Regions from separate parts of the Mus musculus genome. Here region 2 is linked to region 1. The links are chromatin loops, found by intact Hi-C in ENCODE. Cell type or tissue: heart. All regions are shown on one strand.

What was found. Peaks named below come from ENCODE experiments on the same cell type or tissue, not always from the same donor. Only the 100,000 strongest peaks of a DNase experiment are listed, where the experiment ranks them.
Region 2: a loop joins it to region 1, with 5 times the contacts of the local background. A loop is called at or near these places in 34 of 42 quality-filtered maps.

What each region holds. Positions count from the first base shown.
Region 1 is chr9:111,914,453-111,922,452 of GRCm38, reverse strand. It overlaps 4930545L08Rik (RIKEN cDNA 4930545L08 gene), which reads left to right and starts at 3,724. Exons shown (of 2, transcript NR_166641.1): 1 at 3,724-4,164. In heart, CTCF peaks have their summits at 3,686 (motif pointing right) and 5,057 (motif pointing right); no DNase peak of the experiment used is centred here.
Region 2 is chr9:111,493,765-111,501,764 of GRCm38, reverse strand. No RefSeq gene overlaps it. Among named protein-coding and RNA genes, the nearest start is that of Dclk3, 59 kb to the right of the region's middle. In heart, a CTCF peak has its summit at 6,040 (motif pointing left); no DNase peak of the experiment used is centred here; H3K27me3 peaks cover 398 bases.

The sequences.
Region 1 (8,000 bases):
TTCAACAGCTGGCAAGTTATCAGACCATTTTAAAAACTGACCTTTCCACATAAAAGATGTTCTAGCTGGTTTGGGAAATAGAAAATAGATTTTGTTTTTATTTAAAATGTCAGACTTCAAAGTTGCCTTCAGCTTCACATAGTGGACCCAAGTCTCTTGATAGTTGGTAAGTTAATAAGAAAAAGTTAGACTTAACTGAATAGTCTTGTTTATTTTTAGAAGCTAACGCAAACCCAGTAACCTTTATAAGGCATCACCAATTAAACCAGAGCCTGAAGTGCTACAGCACACCGGGGAGAGTATTTGCGGGATTTTATAACTGTCACGACCTCACTAGATAGGCAGCATGCTATTTCTAGTGGATGAGCCATGCAAAGCAGTGCAAATGGTCCTGATGTGGAGATTGGGATACATGAGTGAAGCGGAAGGAAAGGTGAAAATTGCTATCCAAAGCATCCTATGACGGGTTTGCGATGGCTGTGCTTATAGTCCCTTTGGGAAAAAAAGGCCATCCAGAAGCAGAAAGATACGCTGGGATGGACTTAGAAGAAGAATGGATACATCCTTTTACTGAGTCTGAGGTTTTGGGGCAATGGAAGGGGCTAGCTGTGAGAAAGCACCGAGGGGAGTAAGAGATGAGTTGCCAGTGCCACTGAGGGTCTAACTTTTTTACACTCCCTGAATGCATTGCCTAGTGTCCGGAAGCTCGTGATTCAGTGGCGGGGACAAAATGACCCCAACAGGAGAGGGGAGATAAAAAGGAAAGAAAGAGCCATGAGTGCATTCTGGCACATCATTAAGCATTTCAGATGCCTTTCTGGTCTTATTTTAATATCATTTCGCCTCAAATTTAGTGATTTGATCCCTAAAGGAAGTTAAGAGAACTGGGAAAGAATGAAAGGCAGTTATGGTCACACTGTCTAGTTACTTGAACCATGCTGATTTTATGGAAATTGTTGTCTCACAATGCCCTACAGACTGGGTGGGTGTGGATTTTTGTCATTGCTTCCGTATTTGTTTTTAACTCAAGATAATCATTGTTATATCATTGACTATACTTGGATATGCAAATATTCAGTTTGTACTCTTTGGGAAATTATAAATTACTTGGGAAATAATATTACCATTGCTCTCAACCTTAAAGACATTAATTTTTTTAAAAAAAATATTTGTAGGGATAATGAGATGGCCCAGTGGTTAGGGACACTTGCTGCCAAGTCTGACAACCTGAAGTCAATCAACTAAGACCCACCTGGTGACAGGGAGAACTGACTCCTATAAGCTGTCCTCTGATGTCCACAAACACTCCATGGTATGTAACCTTAATTTTTTCAAACCCTATGTTTAATGATGGTCCTTTAACCTTCCTTGTAACCCACCACCCACTGAAGGTAGTGGAAAAGGAAGGATAAGGGGAAAGTGGGCCTGTTTAGTTGTTCTTTGGAGCAACTCCTGTCTATGTTGTCTGAAAATCCGCAGTTCACTTCACAGGTTAGCAGGCAGTGGCAGCTTCATCCACTCTCAAACACTTCACAGATATACCACAGTCCAATTTGGTAGAGTTGGTAACATCGGTGACACAACCTAGCAGAGACAGCCAGGCTTCAGTCTCAGCTTAAGTCAGCAGGAGGGACCAGCAGGAACACCAGGAGAAGTTCTCAGCTGTGCCTCTTTCAGGGAAAGGATGATCACTGAAGATGCAAGACCTACAGCATTGACAGCTAGCTGTACCGGCAAACCAAGCTCTCTGTTTTCATCACTCCATGGAGTCCTACTTATACCCTCCAAACATCAGGTGTCCTCCACGTGCCTTGCATGTGCATTCAATGAGCCCAAGTCCGGGGAAGCAGCAAGAAACTGCAGTACACCGCCAGAAGATTGTGGTCATTTCTCTCTATGGCATCCTGACAAACGCAGTTCAACTGCTCATTGTAAGGCAGAACAATAAACGTGTGTCATTAGCACAGCATCTTTCATCACGTTTCCTTTCACATGCTTGTTTGAGCAGCACATCCTCTCTCCTGTGTCTGCTTCAGCAAAATGTTCCTTCATGTGTTTTCTCAAACAAAACACCATCCAGCCGATTTTACAAAGAACCCTTACATTTCCACTTCACTCACAGGCACACAGTAAATAATACATGTAAAAAGATTTCTAAACCAATTTTTTTTTCAAAATATACTACACAAATAAAAAATAGGATAGCTACACACATCAGCTTCCCTAAACAGATGTCTGCATTGCAGTATGAGGGCCAACATAAGGCAGCCTTAGCTGATTCCAGACTAAATAACTTGTTACTGGCACAGATACAAAGCCCCGATCTCTGTGGCTTACGATGATAATTTTTGAGAGTGGTAATTCAACTCAAGATACCAGCATGATTGTGAAATGAAGCTATCTTCTCTGTTGGATATTTCACACGAATTGTGCTTTAAACTTGAACTCTTGTTAGTCACACACTCAGATGCAATTCTCTCAGGCTACCCAACAAAATTCTATGCCATCATCTTAAGGAGTGATGATAACAATACAGTAGCGTGCCCACTGCTTCTGTCAACTGGGGATTCCGAAGGCTAAATCACCTTTACAAATTATTCCTTTTAATTATACTATTCTAAAAATGTAGTCTTATTAATGGGCGTTCTTATGGTCACAATACATGACATGCCTCCAAGGTCAGATACGGTTTTGGCCACCAAAGTACATACCTTTCTTACCTGTGAAATAACTGGAATCTAGGGGGGAATTTTAGCACCTTGAGGCCACTTCTGCAGTTGCTGTAAAGCACTAAAACTAAGCCCAGCTCTTCAGATTTCCAGTGCAGCGCATTTTGACTCACATTACAGGGTGCCTTGTATAATTATAGCTGCAAAGGTGGTGTGTGAGTAAAGACTGCTGAGAAAGCCAGGGATCAGAAGAAAATAAGACACACACCCCCCCCCCCCCACACACACACACATTGGGTTGTTGTCAAGAATGCTTACCCCAGGCTGGAGAGATGGATCAGCCATTAAAGGCTAGGCTCACAACCAAAAATATAAGAAGGGTTTCCCTCCAATCAATCACATTAAAGAGATGTGTGTGGTACTAGAGACCCCACCTTCTGTATTTAGTGGGTCTTCTAAACCTACGCCTCTTTCATTTCCCCCTCCTCTAGCCTCCCTTTGCAAACAGAAGTGGAGCACAGTGTGTGGGGGTGGCAAGGGGGGGTCCATGGGGCTGAAACCAATGCTGGAGAATTTTACAGTCAAGCTGACTGAATGGGTTCCCTGTATGAGCCAGGGACGAAGCTGTTTGCTAATTTGAGAGTGTTCAATATCGATGCTATTCCAACTCGTTTATCTTATAAAGCCGGGAGAATGGCTTTTAGATGCTTTTCCTGGGGCACAGAATTGAATTCTCTAACTGACCTTGTAAAATTGTCTCAAAAAAAAAAAAAAAAAAAAAAAAGAAGAAGAAGAAGCTGGCCAGTTTTTCTTTTCCTCTCCTTTACTGTGGGTTAAACATGCAGAAACTGTGTTTCATTTGAGGTTTTTCTCTCGGTTATCATCACCCTCCACAATGCAAATGCGTTTGCATTTGGGCAAAATGACCCAAAAGAACCAAGACTATCTTGAGGAAAGCTATGTCCAAGTGGCGGAAGCTCTGGAACACACAGCACACAAGGCACAACGAGCGACAGCAGGTGGCGCTCTCCACCAGCTCCAGCGCCGGCGCCTCAAGCACAGCTCAGCATCCTGCACTGGACCAGATGAAAACAGGGTCCTGATGTATGGGATGTCTATGGTAGGAAGTTCCAAGCAGGGGAGGGTTGGTACTTACAGACTTGCATCGCGAGTTTGAAACGTTAAAAATATTGAGACGGAAGCTCTGAGTTCCTGAACTGGAGATTCCAGGATGAACTTGGGCGACTCACTAAGAAGCAACTATGGGGCAGGCCACCCACCATGCCCTGCACTTGCAGGTGTGTGTACACATGCCTGTGAAGGCACACCCATGGAAATGGAAAGTGCTGACTTTCTCTGCTACTCACAGTTAACAGCCTCACTTGGAATTTCTGTCTGCGCAGCTTCCATTCAAACTCTTCTAACTGCCTGTGGGCTTGCAGAGGCTCCAGGATACCCACCCACTCTTGCCTGTTCCCTGGCTCTTCTCTTTCAGGTAAATAACCGCCATTTTGTTTCTCCGTCTTGTTCCAGGTGGGTGCTTGTCTTCCATTTTCCCTTTTTATTCTTTTTAACCAATAGAAAACTGTTTTAATTTAATTTAACTTTATTTATTTTCTTTGCCCTAGGGTTTAACCACAGGGAGACTAATGAGTTCTTACAATCTACCAACCCCCAACAAAAAGTGTTTTATTGGTTAACTCCCTTACAATGTTATAGAGGGAAATGAATTTTAGGCATTACTCTTTGTGTCAAAAATATTAAGAAATATATAGCATAGAGTTGTTGGTTGGTACTTTTTTTTTCTGAATTGTGTGTATGGGAGGGGGGTATCTCTGTGAACAACCTAGCCTTGAACTCATTAAATGGATGAGACTGGCTTTGAACTCCTAATCATCTCAATTTTGTCTCCTGAATGCTAAGACTGAAGACTTGCACCACCACACGGACTAATTGGGTTCTTATTGGGTTCTTGTTTTGTTTCATTTCTTCTTCTTCTTCTTCTTCTTTTTCTTCTTTTTATTTTTTTTTTTTATTTTTTTTTTTTTTGGTTGGTTTGTTTGGTTTGGCTTGGTTTGGATCGGTTTTTGCATTTCTTCCACATACATAGAATTACCCTCTCCAGCAAAACACCTTACATCAAACATGAGGTACCTCGAGCATTAGGGACTCCCAGTAGACAACTGGAGTCTCAGGAATGACCTTCACTTGCTCATTTCAAAATTATGTCTCTGATTTCTCTCAGATTCTTAAAAATATATCCCCTGTGGACAGATGACTCCATCTCTAGCGGTGCTCATGGAAGCTCACCTGCCTGCCTTTGAGTTTGTGAAATAGGATGCTACTTTCTTTCCTTTAGAGACCAAACACGAAGCCCTCTTCTCTTTGCAGCCTCCAGAGGGCAGTGTTCCCCTTTTATTCATCCCGGCTTAGGGCGGTCTGAAGCAGTTGCTTGGGGTCTTGTTTAAACAGCAGCAGAAGGGGAATGGCCAACGACGACAAAGGCGCATCGGTTTACAGCGCCAGAAAGATGCTTACATGCTTATACAGTGTCATAGTTCCCCTTGATTGCTCAGAAGATGAGAACTCTGCAATGTAAAACTGAGTCAAAGCCTCCTACAAAGAAGACTGATAGTGATCTGAAGTTTGTGTGTGAAGTGGGAGGCGGTGGGGAGAGGGATTCCCCTGTCCCTGGATCAGCACTGGCACGGGATGATGTGAGACAAAAAGAAATGTAGCCTGGATTCTGAAGGATACATAGGAGAGCTTTGGGCTGACAAGAGGAGAAGGAAAAATCTACCCGTGGATAGAAGAAGGGTCATGCCAGCCACCAGAGGGAAGCCTGGAGACAGAAGATGCCCTGCCAGGGGGTTGGCCTTGCAGGGTGCGCGGGGTCACGTGGGAGACACTGTGGAGGGTACCTCAGAGGCTGGCCTTTGCTAACGGATAGCCTTGTGGCAGCGAAGGCAAGATGCCTGCTTTGTTGACTTTCTCCCAAATTTCTGTGTCCAGAGGAAACTGTACACTACCACTCCCCTGTAGTTGTTCCTGATTCTTGGAGTGCTGAGGAGGGCATTTTGATTGGAGTCTGGATGGGGAATTTAAGGTCAATACAGTATGTGTACACCCATCGCCCTCTGTGTGGAGGAAGTGCTCCATGCTTCAGTGGTTAAGAGCACTTGCTGCTCTGGCAGAGGACCAGCGTGATGTTCCCAGCACCCACATCCGGCAATTCACAATTGCATGTAATTCCGACCGCTAGTCATTCTACTTTCTCTTCTGGCCTCCCTGGGTACCTACATGGGCCTGTAGACTGACTCTCTCTCTCTCTCTCTCTCTCTCTCTCTCTCTCTCTCTCTCTCTCACACACACACACACACACACACACTGAAATAAACCTTTAAGGGTTAAAAAAAAAACCCAAGTGTTTTGTGTCTTAGGAACATGTGTCACCATGTTCCTGCTCTGATGAGAAGCCCCACTTGCAGTGACTGTCACGACAGCTCCCGTAGATGGCGGCCTATAATGGATTGGATTCCATTATATAATGTAGTGGATTACATTATAACTTGGATTATCTTTGGTCACAACTAAGTTGTATAAAACACCAGTAAAAAGTTGCTAGTTTTAGGAGGTCCTTGTGGAAAAGGTGTTACTATTGTGCTTTAGATCCTATGGAAATATGAGCTAGTTTCTGCTTAATCTCTGAAGAGAGTGCTTACATGTGGGGTTCATTTCCAACTCAATAGAAAAATTAAGGGTTTTTGTTGTTGTTTTGGAAATACAAAAGGTTCTTTTCTATGTGACAAGGTGATCTATAATGACTTTTCTCCAGCTTCATAAAAGTGGTGATAACAGGCCACAACGTCTCCATTCTCCTTGGTTGTAGTCTTGGTTCCTCCATACTTCATTTAGGCTTTCACATCACTGTACAAGAGTTTCTGTCAAAACTCAGTGTATAAGATACCACGCGCCCAACTTCCCCCTGTTACACAGAGGGCAGTGCAGGTGCTTCCATTAAAAGACAGAGAATCTTAAAGTTAAGGTAAAAACGTGTTATTCATTTGTCCTTAAAGAGTCACACCAGGAGCTGATCCTGGTGTGATTAGCTATGTAAATATAGTGCTACAATCATTACCAAAAGCTATTTATTTTATCATGTGTTAGTGCATGTGTGTGTAGGTATCTGTGTGTGTGTGTGTGTGTGTGTGTGTGTGTGTGTGTGTGTGTGCAAACGCTACAGTGTGTGGTAGACCGCCAGTGTTGGTCTTCGCTTTCTCCCTCCTTTGAGATAGCCTCCTGTTTTGAGTCACCACCAGCCAGCTGGCCTGTGAGCTTCCAGGGAACCTGTTTCTCCTCCCCTCCCAGCAGCTCATCCCCATCTGAGATTACAGACGCATATGCCACAAGGTCTGGTATTTCTGTGGGTTCGGTGAATTCCATGTCAGATCTCCTGCTTGCACAGGAAACATTTTACCCACTGAGTCATTTGCCAGTCCTGAGAAGAGAGCTGGGAGAAGACTGACAAAAGATGTTAAAAAAACAACAAACAAACAAACAAACAAAAGAAACAAAACAAAACGCTTTCTGTTTCTATCATGACTGCGCTTATGGAAAACTCTGCACACAGGTGAAAAGCACACGTGAAGTCATTCTGAATGAGAAACTCTAAACTTGAACATCTTACCATGGATGTGTAATAAGAATAGGACATTTTTGCATATGTCAACAAGATTTTGCTGAAGGGACCATGGTATAGCTGTCTCATATGAGGCTATGCCAGTGCTTGGCAAATACAGAAGTGGATGCTCACAGTCATCTATAAGATTGAACACAGGGCCCCCAGTGGAGAAACTAGAGAAAGCACCCAAGGAGCTGAAGGGGTCTGCAACCCTATAGGTGGAACTACAATATGAACTAACCAGAGCTCATGTCTCTAGCTGCATATGTAGCAGAGGATGGCCTAGTCGGCCATCACTGGGAAGAGAGGCCCCTTGGTATTGCAAACTTTATATGCCCCAGTACAGGGGAATGCCAGGGTCAAGAAGTGGGAGTAGGTGAGTAGGGGAGCAGGGCGGGGGAGGGTATAGGGAAATTTCGGGATAGCATTTGAAATTTATATAAAGAAAAATATAATAATAATAATAAATAAATCTTTTTAAAAAATGAAAAAAAAAGTAAATAAAAAATAATCCCCAAATAATCCTGGTGAGAAAGGATGGCGGCCAGGCCTCAGCTAGAGATGCACTGAGGTGAGGGGAACAGAGGATGCAGGGGAGGTACCCAGCAGACATGATTAGGGACCAGAAACTGTAAGGATGGAGAGAGGGG
Region 2 (8,000 bases), 420 kb after region 1:
ATAAAAGAAAGGCCATCAGATGCCAAGATGCCTTCAGCAGCCCGCTATCTGCCAAGTGGGCACACTGAGAGCCCTGTGACTCACTCAGGGTCTCGTGGACTCATCTCTGTCCTGTGGTAGGTCCTTCGGCTCTGGTGTTACAGTTTCACACGTGGGCCAGATGTTCCCTTCACAACCTGAAGCCAACGTTAAAGAGGTTGAGATGCAACCTCACCTAATCTTGGTCATTCCCCAAGTCCCACCTTCTGGGCCCACACCATGTATCAGTGTGGTGACAGGCTCCGTGATTGTTGATTTGTTGACACACTTCGTCATATGCCTCATGACATGTTACAATAGTTATTAACTAAACGTGGGGACAAGGCTCAACAAACCTCATGTCTCTTGTTTGCAATGTCCCTGGAGAAGCAAAGGAACAATGTGGCAAAACAAAACAAAACAAAACAAAAAAATCATGATTAGATGCTCAATATACTGAGGAGAAACCAGAGAATGTTATCAACCTCAGAGATCTACGGACGAATATCAGGCAGAAGGACATTTGTCAACTGCCTGAGTATTCGAGAATGAAACAGTCTGACATCTGTGATTTGTTTAAAAATTACCCAGCAGCTGGGGAGATGGTTTCGAAATTAAATGCTTGCCACGCAAACATCAGGGACCAGAGCTCAGCTCTGTAAATGTCTAATTCCAGCCTCAACAGGCAAAGACGGGGCTCCCCAGAGCAAGCTAGCTAGCAAGGCTAGTCATCTCAGTGAGCTCCGGGTTTGATTGAGAGGCCTTGCTTCAATGACTAAGTCGGAAAAGTAGTGGAGGATAAATCCAGACATCAGTCTGAAGCCTCACATGCAGGTGGACATATTCACACATGTGCTTACATTGTCATGCATCCACACACATGCAGAAACATACATGTAGACGCATAAATATACCCACACATACACACACACATGACAAAATTAGAGAAGAGAAAATAACAATAAAAATTAAAATCGCCCAACAAAGTAAAAGGTGGGGGAACAATACGACAAGAAACGGAAGATGTTACCAGCCATCGGGTCTAGGAGGTATGGGGGACACTCACTGTTCTTTCTGATGGGAGTGTGCCTGAAGTGTTCTGCTATCAAAGCCTGCTTGTAGTCGGTGCAAGGGTGTGACACCCACCTTAGACACAGCATATTCCCCCATTTAAATTTTTTATAAAAGCTAAGGGTCACCGCCACTGTGACCCTTACCAGGGTGATGAGGCAGCTCTCGGGTCCTGACTCTAAGGAAGTCCTGTGTAAAGCTGGGATAGAACAGAGCTGTGACTTCTTCCAGGCACCTGGAAGCTCTCCAGGAGTGGGGACAACAGGTGAAACCACGCTGAAAGAAAGCCAGGGCAGGACAGATGCTCCAAGCAAGCAGACTCCTGACTCATAAACACAGACTTCATTATCAGCTAATACAAGCCAATTCTCTTGCCTTTTAATCAGCTCCGGGTAAAGCAAAAAGACGCAGATCAATGTGGCTAGGCATCAGATATCGAACAGCGTAATGAGCGACGTGAGTAGCAGGACTGTGGGGTGGGACTTGGGAGCCTCCAGCGACTTGCTCCTCAGCGAGGTCCAAACATGACCAGGAGGATGACAATGACAGGGCAGGCTGTGTTTGTGATGACCGAGGCAGGAGCCCTGGCTTCGATGCTCCACGAGAGCCACTTTCCCTTTGCTCCCAGCATCAGGACAAAGAGCATTTGCTGAGCATTGCCTGGTGAGCCAGCTGCTGAGCCAGATAGTGGGTTCAGCACTGCCCCAGACTCATAGAGACTTCTCAGCTGTAGATAAGACCAGCAATCCCAAGAGATGACCAATAACGCAAGTTCAGAACAGAACTGCTGTTCTGAGAAAGAAGCTGGTACCAAGTCGGGGCATCTCAGAGGAAGCAGAACTTGTAATTTAGTGGTGAAGCAAGGGTAAGGTTGAAGAATACAAAATGTAGGGAGGGCTGGCTACCTGGAGCAAGCTGGGCATGCATAAGATGTATCTGCCTAGGAGGTGGAGGTTTCAGGATACTTTTGGAAGATAGCAGCAAGGAAGGTTCTAGAAGATGGTAAAAAAAATGACTTTAGGTGTGAGTGTCAAGCTAACAGTAACATCAAAGAGCCATTTTCTGATTAATGCGTAATTTCATTCATATGCACTATTGCATTTTGGGAACCAATTTCCTATATCTCCATCTGTCCATACTGTTTGCCCCGTCTTTGAACTTCCCCGAGTGTGGAATATATTCCTTGCTCCGTGGCTTTGAGGCCAGCTGTAAACTCGCTTTGACCACCAAGGGCGAGGCTGGAGATACAGGTTTGCATTGGGGCCTTACTTCTGTCGCTAAATACTGCAGTGACCGAGGTGTCCCAGCAGAGACTGCTGGCCCGTGGAGGATGCAGATCCTACCCAAGAGAGCCTTGGTCTCAGTGAGAGTTTCCTCAGTCACTGCAGCCAAGGCTGGACCACCCAGCCATGCCCCACTTTGATCAGCTAATCGCTGGCCATAACACATTCAGAGATTAATCCATGTATCTACATGTCCTGTCAATGCATGAGCTCAATAAATCTGTCTGTATGTACATGCTCCTGCACACGTGAGGGCAGATGTGCACATCTGTGTGTGGAGGTCAGAGGTCAATGTCAGGGAAGGTCTTCCTTAATCAGGTCCCATGAGAAAAGGACAAAACTGGCTCACAAAAAGTTGTTCCCTGGCTTTTATATGTGTTGTGGCATACACGTGTCTATACATGTACATTACACATACACAATAAAGCAATACAATTTTAAATGTGAAAAAAATTCTTTAGAAAGTAAATATTTCAAGCTCTCAAACTATGACACCTTAGACCACACATAAACACAACCTCCAAATCTAAATGTTTAGATTTTTTTAATTTGTATATTTATTGAATGTGTCTGTGTGCTTGGCCTATCTATATGTCTATGCATTGTATATGTCCAGTGTGTGAGGAGGCCAGAAGATGGTGTCAGATCCCCTGGAATGGAAGTTACACATGGTTGTGAGCCATCATGCCGGTACTGAGAATTGAACCTGGGCCTTCTAGAAGAGCAGTCCGTGATCTTGGAGCCATCTCTCCAACACAAAATCTCAACATTTCTAAGGTACTGCCATATGCAGGAATAAAAACATATTTTCATCATACAATGATTCGCTAACAATTTTTCAGCATGTGGAAACACAGCTCTAGGGTTGTGATCAATAGAATCGATGTTTTGGATATGTCTAGCTCATTTTAGTTTTCTAATCTTAAAATGTTGGCTGACCCTTAGCTATTTTTAAAGGTTGCAGCGGTACACGGGTCTCTTGTCTGTCAGCAGCTGCTATTAGGGGAAAAAAATGTACAATATGAGCAGTTCAATCTCAAGATCTTATCTCTTCCTTCATGCTGGCCAGTTCTAAGTTAGCCTGATCTAATCTTTTCCCGACCCAAGAATTGGGGCTGTGGGTGAGAGAAAGAGCGAGCAGTGGGGAGGGAAGAAGGGAGAGAGAAGAGATGGAAGAGAAAAGAAAAAAGTACAAGAGGAAAGAAGGAGAGAAAGACTGATGCTCTCGGGTTGATGTCCAAGCCCAACCTTCTTTTTCTATTTATCTATCTCAATTTCTATCTCACGCCCTCTCTCCTTTCCCTCCCTCTCTCAGAGAATAAGCACAAATAAACCCAAAGGACTCAAAGCCCTCAGGTGTGGCAGCCCTCGGGTGTGGCCGTAGCTTACAGCTGACTCCACATCACCCGCCTACCACCCTGCCAAAGAATCCCCAATAGCAAATGCAACCCAAACTTGTGCCCTACTGAACCCAGAAAATGTGTTTCCAAGAAGCAATTTGACAGATCCATCTTAACTTTGAGAACACGTCTCTCTGGCTTGCTCAGTGTCTATGGCAAAGCAGACATTTTTAAAATGCAAATAGCATGCTTGTACTTTTCTGTGAACTTCTGTTCCTAAGCTCCTTCTGCAGCCCCTCTCCAACCTTAATCATCCTTCCAACTGTAAGCCTTTTCTCGTGACAGCCCCTCCTCTGAAGTCCTCTTCACCTCTGACTCCAGCACTGCCCACCCTGGCCCCTGGTCCAGCCACCCTGGCTTTCACCCTGCCCTGGGATGGAATCAGGCTATGCCAGGGCCGAGCGCTGTAGAGGCTTTTTATCACCACAAGCAAGAACATCTTGTTCTGATGATACAGCCCTTATCTGTCAGACAGAAATATCCCGATTTGAGACATTAAACCCAGCAAGGCAGAAAATGAGAAAGATGCTAAGCCAGATTGTCAGAAAAGCATTCATCAGAAACCAATAATAGCTACAGTCCCTAGGGTACAAGGTCAGGAGCATGAGCAGCAAGGCATTGTTGTGCACAAGCAAAACTCTACCCTTCCTGATCCAAGCAATGCTACTTCCAAGGCCAGCCACGGCTCAGCGACTCACACGGGAAAGGTGGCCTGCAGTGCTGTATGCAGCGCCACCTGGTGGCTATTTAGTGAGCTGCCAGGCTGCCCAGCCTGAAGTCTATCAGGAACACTTACCTGTTCACCCTTGCTCATTTGTCAAGATGTCACCGGCCCTGGTAGTAAGGGAAAACTCAAAAAACCCTAGTTTAACTTCAAATAAAGTAATTTACTCAGCTTCTTGGCTAAGGTAGATTAAGTCTGAACTCCGGGGCAATAAAATGCTCACCATGCAAGCATTCAGATCTGAACTCAAGCCAAGAACCCCTTCTAAGGAGCTGCACGTGGTGGTGTGTACTTGTATCTCATCACTGAAGAGGTAAGAGCAGGTGGATCCTGGGGCCCATTAGCTGGCCAGCCTATGGGACCCCGGGTCAATTGAGAGGCCTTGTCTCAAATGACAAAGTAGACAGGACCTGAGGCTATCCTCTGGCTCCACACTCACCTGTACACACACACACACACACACACACACACACACACACACAGAGGCACACACAAACACACACACACACTTCAGATTCTTATTAGGATGTCCACAGAGATTCTTTACTTAGTTAAGGATAGGGCACTAGTATCTCCAGCTAGCGGTGTTCACAATAGCCATGATAATGTACAATCCTAACCAGGGTAATCCTGGCAGACAAGACAGGCACACTGTTCTGGAAAGTGCTCTGGAGTCTGCTTTAGTGTAGTCTACTTTGCCCACTTCAGAGCAGGCAAAGCAGGTCAGTAGGCTCTGCAGACCCACAGCTGGGAGGCTCGTTGTAAGCCTCTAGCTTTCTCTGCTCCCGGTTGCCTTTGTCTCCTTGGGTTCCTATAGGAGCTCTTTGGGTTCCTTGGCCTTTAGGATGTTTGGCAAAAAAAAAGATGAAGAACCAACTTGGGGGTCAAAGTTTGTCCTTTTCCTGCCTTAGCAATGAGGAGATACTGATGTCCCAGAGCTGGGGGAGGGGCTGCTGAGCGACAGTGCCAGGCAGAGTCACTGCTCTCAGGAGCATCTCTAAGGCTCTCAGGCATCAGGCAGTGAGACATGTGGAGGTCCTAAGACCTTAGGTAGTAACAGGGCAAAAAGAGCTAGGGACCCAGGAACCCAAATGCCAGGGCACCTGGCCTCACCAGATCCTGAGGTGCCCTAAGGGTGGACAATGGGGCAGTCTCAGCAGCTACCTATCCCTGGAAACAGAATGATCCCGGGTTCGTATAAAATAGAGACTGAGAACTACTTTTCACTCTTAAAAGAACAAATACAGAACATAGTCCAAAGGCTCAACAGTAGCCCGGCCTCCTGCCTGGAATGAGTGTGGATGACCCAATACTCCAGTGGGGTACACACCAATTACTCCAATACTGAGGTGGCTGAGGCTGGAGAATTACAAGTTTGACACCAACATGGCTATGTAACAAGACCTTGTCTCAAGCAAAACAGGAAGTTAATAAAATGCATCACCACCTCCTGCCCACTGCAATGCACCAGCAGCAAACTGCATCCTCCACCATCGAGCTCAGCCGCTGCGTCAGTGCGATTCCAAATGCCAGGAGCGCCACCTGCTGCTCAAATGTGGAAAGTCCAGTTTGTCCTTCATCAACATAATCAAGTTCTCTGTAAGATTTTTAAATGATTTGAGGGTGTTTGTTGTTTAAATAATCAAAAAAAAATGTTAACACAAATACACACCAAGTATCAAACTGATTATAGAGAAAATTGGATTCCAACGTAGGGTTTATTTTGCATTTTAGGGGATACTGGGAAATTCTGCCAGAGGTCAGCTAATGTCTTCGGAGGCATTCACATCAACAGAGGCCCAAGAATTCAGCTACATGCTTCACACTGGTCATAGAAATGGAGCGAGTGTGTCCCATCAGGGTTTCAAGAAACCCTGTGTTGAAAAAGAGAGAGAGAGAGAGAGAGAGAAAGAGAGAGAGAGAGGAGGAGGAGGAGGAGGAGGAGGAGGAGGAGGAGGAAAGGAAAGGAAAGGAAAGGAAAGGAAAGGAAAGGAAAGGAAAGGAAAGGAAAGGAAAGGAAAGGAAAGGAAAGGAAAGGAAAGGAAAGGAAAGGAAAGGAAAGGAAAGGAAAGGAAAGGAAAGGAAAGGAAAGGAAAGGAAAGGAAAGGAAAGGAAAGGAAAGGAAAGGAAAGGAAAGGAAAGGAAAGGAAAGGAAAGGAAAGGAAAGGAAAGGAAAGGAAAGGAAAGGAAAGGAAAGGAAAGGAAAGGAAAGGAAAGGAAAGGAAAGGAAAGGAAAGGAAGAAAGAAAAAGAAAGAAAGAAAGAAAGAAAGAAAGAAAGAAAGAAAGAAAGAAAGGAAGAAAGGAAGGAAGAGAAGAAAAGACAAAAAGGTGCACCTCCTGTTGTCTGTAATATTTAACTTACAGTGTATAAAATGGTTTCATTCTTTCTAGTTTGTTTTCCTGTTTTTCTGCTTCTATGTGTAACTGTGTCTCTGTCTCTCTGACTACTGTGTAGCTATTTCCTCTGAATTGAAACATTCCCCTTAAAGGGAAGGAGGGGGAGATAAGGAGAGAGGGAAGGAGGGGGAGAGACGGAGGAATGGAGGGAGAGAGGTTCAAAAGACTTAAAACTAAACTTCCACAGCTAGGAAAGTTACTAAAGTTACAAGACTCAGGTACATGCTATCTAAAATGTAAGATTGTGTATACACGTGGTAAGCAACAGAGGGAGGGATGAGGAGGTGGACTCCGGGAGAGCTGCCTGCAACTTGAGCAGGGAACTCCGGTGATGCAGCTTCCCAGAGTTATCCCTTATGCTACAGTGGGTTCTTCAGCCATGCAGCCACCTTTGAGACACACATGCTCTTGTAAGTAACTCTTCATCCATACTCCTGGAAATAACCCTAATCAACTAACTGATCACCAAGCTAGATTGAGGCAGAATCACTTCTCTAGTTTGCCATTGGTGTTGTATCTGTTTGTGTCTCTCCAGAAACCATACAACATTCTCTTTCTCTCTGTCTCTTTCTATTTCTGTGTGCATTGCTCTCTGTTTCTCCCCCCTCTCTTTGTCTGTGTGTTTCTGTGTCCATCTCTGTGTCTCTGTGTGTGTCTATGTCTCTCTCTCTCTGTGTCTCTTTCTGTGTCTCTCTCTCTGTCTCTCCCTCCTCTCTCTCTATTTCTCTCATACACACACACACACACACACATTTATTTGGTGTGGATGGATGGGTAAATGGATAAAGTTCATATGGAGAAATTTCTTGGTTCCTTTTCCTGTTGCTGTCATAAAATACCCTGATAAAAAGAAACTGACAGGAGAAATGGGTTCATTTGGCTCTCAACTCAAGACCCAGGCCATCATGGCAGGAAAGTCAAAGCAGCAGGAACTCAGAGCACATGCTCACCCCACACGCAGTCAGGACAGAGAGGATGGCCGCTGCTTGAGCTTCCTTCCCCATCTTTATATCCCAAGGTCCCAACCCAGGAAGCTGTGCTGCCCACAGTGAGCATGTCTTCCCACCTCAGTGTAATCAAGATAATCCACCCACAAAATGCCCAGA